Regions from separate parts of the Homo sapiens genome. Here region 2 is linked to region 1. Evidence: chromatin contacts called from ENCODE Hi-C data. All regions are on one chromosome and are shown on one strand. The core of a region is the stretch at or near the end of the contact, and the rest is flanking DNA. Distances in the headings are between cores, read along the strand shown. Region 1 holds the start of AGAP1 (ArfGAP with GTPase domain, ankyrin repeat and PH domain 1). Region 2 holds the start of GBX2 (gastrulation brain homeobox 2).

Evidence for each region. A loop is a pair of places that touch in the nucleus more often than their neighbours do. Pooled maps may share reads with other maps.
Region 2: a loop to region 1 is called in a pooled map, with 14 times the contacts of the local background. The contact joins the promoter of GBX2 here to the promoter of AGAP1 in region 1. A Hi-C loop is called at or near these places in 1 of 168 maps with a recorded cell type or tissue (endothelial cell of umbilical vein), 4 of 37 single-sample maps with no recorded cell type and 10 of 50 pooled maps.

What each region holds. Positions count from the first base shown.
Region 1 is chr2:235,492,527-235,495,481 of GRCh38, forward strand. AGAP1 (ArfGAP with GTPase domain, ankyrin repeat and PH domain 1) reads left to right here and starts at 1,517. Exons shown (of 18, transcript NM_001037131.3): 1 at 1,517-2,323. The coding sequence starts at 2,161. RefSeq lists an enhancer at 2,771-2,955.
Region 2 is chr2:236,166,907-236,169,861 of GRCh38, forward strand. GBX2 (gastrulation brain homeobox 2) reads right to left here and starts at 1,480. Exons shown (of 2, transcript NM_001485.4): 1 at 543-1,480. The coding sequence starts at 1,065. It overlaps GBX2-AS1 (GBX2 and ASB18 antisense RNA 1), which reads left to right and starts at 536. Exons shown (of 2, transcript NR_186035.1): 1 at 536-763. It overlaps LOC124906126 (a long non-coding RNA gene), which reads left to right and starts at 2,120. Exons shown (of 2, transcript XR_007088136.1): 1 at 2,120-2,478; 2 at 2,623-2,890. RefSeq lists an enhancer at 1-611.

The DNA of each region.
Region 1 (2,955 bases), core at 267-2,766:
GGATGTGAATTTGTTATTCAGGGGTGAGGTCACAGCTGGAGATACATATGAGCTTCATTAACCTGTGTATGATATTCAAAGCCATAAGACAGGGGCGATCACAGCAAATAGCAAAGAAAAGAGGCCTAACCATAAGCCCTGGGGCCCTCCATATTTAGAGGTTAGGGGAGTAGAAGAAAACCACAAAAGGGACAGTGAAGCCAGAAACACAGCAGGAAGCCCTGGTGAGCACTGGGAGAAGGGGTTTCCAGGAGCGCAAGTGATCAGCTGCTGCTGATAGGTCAGGTTTGGTGAGGCCACATGCCTGCCTCTTGGTTACTAGAGTTACTTATGCGTGGACAGCCCGAGGCATGGAGTGATGACCTGTGCCTAAGTGTCAAGGAGAAGACAAGCAGGTCCGGAATGGTAAAAATGTCAGCACATCTTTGGGAAGTTGTGGAGCCCAGCCAGTAAGCCAACACGGCTGGATACCAGGGTGCTTAGGCCATAGCAAACTGCATGTGAGCCGGTGAAGGCTCAGCAGGCTTTAAACGGGGATGCCGGCCCGGCTGGCTGAGTTTCAGAAAGACCACGCCGATGGCTGGGGGCAGGGACTCAGCCAGTGTCCTCAATCCAGGACCTTGTGGGACCGCCCGGCAGCCAGTGCTTCCGCAAATCTGAAGGGTCCCATTTGCCTCAAAGCGGCGAGACGAGCCTTCCAAGCGCTGCTGCAGTGCGGTCCCAGCTCCGCGGGGGGTCCCCGGGGATGACCTAAATCGGGGATTGCGGTGGGACAGACGGTCCAGGGGCTAAGGAACCCCGTGGAGCAGGCAGCGGCGCTCAGGAGGCAGCAGCTTGAGATCCACGGCTCGATTTTTAAAAATTGTAAGGGAGAAGGATGCCTCGAAAGCCTCTGTGGTATTTTGTCGCATCTCGCACCCCTGTCTAAACTTCAGTCCACTCGTGGAGTGTGGACCCCCACGCCGCATGGGCTCAGGAGGCGCTTCGCCTTTGGAAAGAAATCGCATGTATTAAGGGAAAGCACGTGTGCTACTTTGAGAAAGGAGGCAGAAAGTTACCAAACGCGGGAAGGGGAGGCTCGCCAACCAAGCGAGGCCGTGGGACACTGGCGAGTCGCAGAGGCTCCTGGAGCCAGCCGCTTGGAAACAAACAACAACGCGGCGGGCGAACTCCCGGGCAGCCTCCCCCGTGCCGGGGCGCGGGGGCCGCCGCGAGAACCCGGGCAGGAGCTGGCAGGCGCGGGGCCTGGCCGGCGGGAGGGTCCCGCACCCCGGCCCAGTGTGAACACCCCGCGCACCCCCCTGGCCCGGCCCGCCGGGGGCGCGGACTACAAGTCCCAGGAAGCCCAGAGGCAGGCGCGGGGCGGGGCCTGGCGCAATTCCCCGGGATCCGGCGCGCTGGGAAGCGCCGAGGAGGACGCAGCGCCGGCGGCCGGAGGGCGGCAAGCGCGCGGGCAGGCGGGGCGCGGGCGCGGGCGCGGGCGAGGGCGAAGGCGGGGGCGGGGCCGACGTGGGCCGGAGCCCTGCGTGCCAGGGAGGGGGCCGGCCGGGCAGGCGGCGGGCGGCGCTCGGAGCGGGCTCCGCGGCTTGCAAGGCGCCTGCGACTCGGTCCCAGGTCGGCGGGCGGCGCACGGCGGGCTCGCGCGGGGGCCCCGGCGCGCCGGGCGGCGCAGTACGCAGCGCGCGGACCCACGCCACGGCCAGGAGCCCAGAGCAGCGCGGCCACACTGCCCAGGGGTCGGCCCTCGGCCCCGGCGCTCGGAGCGCGGCGGCTGCCTGGGCTTTAATGGCTGCTCCGCGGAGCAGCGCCTAGGGCTGGAAGGCGGCTGCGGCTCAGGAAGTCACCCGAGCAAGCCTCCTTCGGGGCCGGCCGCACCCGCCGCGGCGCGCTCCATGGGGGCGCGCTCCCCCCGGGCGGCCCGCTGACCCGGGACGCCGGGGCCCGCTCGCTCGCCGGCCGCGCGTCCCGGCCATGAACTGAGCCCGCGGGCCAGCCCCGCGCCTGCTCCGCCCGCGCCTTTCTTCTCGCGCCTCCTCCGCCCGCCGCCGGCGGGCCCGGCTCCCCGGGGGCTGCGGCGCCCCGGGCTCGGCGGCCCGCGGGCCCCGGGGCGCGGGGCGGCGGCGGCGGGGGGCGCGCGGCTCCGGGCGCGGCGCCTGCACCATGAACTACCAGCAGCAGCTGGCCAACTCGGCTGCCATCCGGGCCGAGATCCAGCGCTTCGAGTCGGTCCACCCCAACATCTACTCCATCTACGAGCTGCTGGAGCGCGTGGAGGAGCCGGTGCTGCAGAACCAGATCCGGGAGCACGTCATCGCCATCGAAGGTGAGGGCCGGGCCGCCTTGGGGCCTCGGGAAGGCACGGACGCCCGCGGCGCGGCGGGGGTGTGCGCTGTGTGCGTGCGGGTGTCCACACACGCCGGCCGGGGCACGCGGCTGCTCCGCCGAGGGAGCACTGCGGCGCTGCTTGTCTTGCAAGGCCGGGCGAGCGTCGCCTGCGCCCCGCCGCGCCGCGAGCTCCGCCAGGAAGATAGATCGTCAGCGTTAATTTGATCGTGGACAATAGAGTCTCTCCTGCGGGAAAGTGGCTCGGTGCCTCCGCGTCCTGGGCTGCCGGAGCGTCCCGGCCCAGCAGACGCCTGGGGGCAGCCGGCGGGGTCGGCGCCACCCGACCCCTGACAGGTTACCAGGCCAGGCCTGGGCGTCTTGCTGGACGTTGAAGACGTGTTCTGAGAAGTGCTGCCGCTGGGGGCGAGGCCCGGGCCGGCGTGTTTGGGCGGTGCAGGGCTGCCCTCCTTAGTGTGTTTGCTTAATTCAGGGGTGCAGTTGAACTTAGTGGATGCCGAGAGCCAGCCCTAGCCGCGGGAGCATCGTGTCCAGGTGCCCCTGTGCAAACGCTGGAACCGGTAGTGTGCTTTGTACCAACCAAAAGTCCGGGGTTGGATTAGAGGAAGAACC
Region 2 (2,955 bases), core at 230-2,729, 670 kb after region 1:
CAGACCATCTTTTTTGAGACAGACAACGTTGGTCAAAGGGATGTTTTGTGGCCTTATAAGTTCCCACCAGACACCCCCAACACAAACACACAGGCACAGCCTCCCAGCAGTCCGTTTCTCCCAGACAAGTAGCAAGACCAGCGAAGGGGTTTAAAAAGTCTGGGCGCCCCTGGGCACACGCACGGCTGAGACGCGCAGCCCAACCCGTCTCCCCTAGAGGCTGCAACCTACCCGGAACCCCAGGTCACCGCGGAGCGGCAGAGGCGGCCTCGGCCAAACGCATCGTCAGATAGATATGTGGCCCAGGGCAGCAGCTGGTCGCCGGGCGCTAAACGCCCCCCCTCCCGAGACCCCGCTTGTTGGGTGGCTCTGAATGTCCCCCGGAGGCCCAGCGGCACAGCCGGGCCTCATCCTCCAGCTCCTCCCGCGGGGGTCGAGCGGGGGCGCGGCCTCGCCCCCTTGGTCTCCCGCGGGAACCCGGCGCTGGCCCGCCCCCGCCTCCTCCCGCCCCCTCGTCCCGGCTGCGCGCGCCGCCGACTCACCGAGCGAAGCCTGCACCGTCTCGGCCGCGGAGAAGGCGAGCAGCGAGCCCTCTTTGGCCAGGAAGCCTTTGCCGTCCTCCGCGTCAGCCTGCAGCGCCTCCGCCTTGTCGAAGTTACCGCCGCCGGGCAGCGGCTGCGGCGCGAACTTGCGGGCCGCTGCCGCCTCCTGGTGCTGGGGCGACGCGGAGAAGCCGCCGGGGAGCGTGGCCATGAGCGTAGAGGTGAGCGCCATGCCCTGCGCCAGGCTGGAGCAGAAGCCTGTGGGCAGGCTGGGGATCTGGTGGTGAGGGTGTGCGGGCGGCAGCGCTGGCTGCAGCGCGGCCTGGGGCAGCGCGGGCGGCGGCGGCGGCGGCGGCGGCAGCACTACCGGCCGGTAGGGCATGAACATGGGGTAGCCGGTGTAGACGAAATGGCCGGGGCTGGGCTGCGGCGGGCTGCCGATCAGCGAGTCTATGCTGAAGGCGGTGCTACTCCCCAGCGGGCGCTGCATCATCATCAGCGACGGCGGGAACGCTGCGCTCATAGACGCGCTCGGTAGAGGCCAGCGAGAGGCGAAAAGTCCCCGCGCCGCGCCGCCGCCGGGAAGCCCGCCGGACGCCGGGAGCACCGCCGGGAGCGCCGGGCAGGGGCCGAGCGGGACCCGGAGAGCAGACGCCTCCGCCCCTCAGTCCTGGGCCCGCTGCATGCCGGGCGGGTGCAGGGGGTGTGCGGGGTGAGGCCGTGCGCCCCGGAGTGGAGAGGGCGCCCGGGCCCCGAGGGCTCGCCGGAGCCCCCGTCCGCCGCTTGCCCGTCGGAGCCCGCGCGCTTCGCGGGTTTGGCCCTCGGCCCCGGTAAGCTGCCGTCCGTCCGTCCGTCCCGCCGTCCGTCGCCTCCCGCGGGCCGCTGGGGAGCGCGCGAAGCCGGCGTACTTATCTCCGGCGGGCGCAGCCAGCACCTTTAAATCGCGCTCCTCTTTCTCATTCACATTTTGCCTGCCGCCTGGCCCGGCTCGCCTCACGTGGGGCTGGGCGCCTCTGGCCATTGGCTGAGCGGGGCGGGGGTGGGGCGAAAGCGGGGCCCCGCCCTTTCCACCCAAGCTGGCCTCGAGCGGGCTGCGGGCGCCACCGTCGGAGCGCGCGGGCCGGGGAGCCGGAGCCTGCATGCCTAGCCCGTGCCGCGCAAACTTGAGACGGGCGGATGGCACCTCCAAGGCTCGGACCTTGGGGCCCTGCAGCCTTGTCGAGGCCACCTCGAAGGGTAGCCTCCGGGGCCCGCACCCCCACGGCTGGGCCGGGGGCGCTTTATTTCTTTTACTGTATTTGCCATGGAACCAACCTGCCTGCGGCTCACTCCAGCGCTGGGTGCTCCGGCTGCGCCTGGGGTCCGGGCGAGGGTCCTGGAGTTGGGGGCAGGGTCCTGCCCCTCCGGAGCCACCCCCGGGGCGAAGGCTGGGAGCTGGCAGCGCCTGCCCGCCGCCAGAAACCCGCCGGGTTGCTCGCTGTAGGTCCGCGCACCGGGTGGGGCGGGGAGGCTGCTGCTTCCCCCATCCCGGGCTGGGCCCTCCCGTGAGCGATCCCGTCTCTCATTTTTCATGACATTCTTAATCATCGCACCTATTTACACACTTTGCCAGCGCGCACCAAAATAACAACCACGATAATTATGATAATAAAGAGAGTCCTTTATCTGCTCCATCCTCGGGGAGGAAGGGGGGAGTTGCTGTGCCTCCAGATTGTATAACGTGAGATTATCCTGATGAAAGCTTTATGATGTTTGCTCAAATAAAAGCTGCGTTTTGTAAATAGGCGCTAATTAAGCACGTTGCGAACGCAAGGAGTGCTCACCCTGGCGCCGCCGCCCGGTTTCCAGCGCGAGGACTCGAGGGCGCGCGGTTCCTCTTTGCTAACTGCAGGATGGAGCCGATCCCCTCAGGATGTTTCCCCTGTTCTCGACAACGGTAAAGACCCCCAAATTTGAAAGTAAGGGAATTTTGGGGTGGAGGGAAACTAGGGACGTACTTATCCCCTCTTCCATTTTCAAACAAAAAACTTTCAGCTCTTGTCTTCCCTTTAAAAATGGAATCACTTCTTGACAACGGCAGACCGTGCAGAGCGCACCAGCGCGAGCGGGGCTTCCTCGAGTCTCCAAGGCCCGGGCTTCAACTTCCCGGGTCTAGACGTCAGCCCTGAACCGCCAACAGCACCGGGTTGGGGAGAAGGAAAGAAGGGCATTGTTAGTTCGGTCATTAAAAATCAGCTCACGCCGAGGAGCTAGTGGTTGGGGAGTTGGCCCGTGTTGGACGTGTGTTATGTATCACTTACAAGCACATTTAATTGGGAGATAAAGATAAATCGATCTTTATGAATTTATCGACCCGATTCTTTGAAGCTCTTTTTTCGCGTTCTTCCTCTTTCTCTCGCTCTAGCCCCAAGGC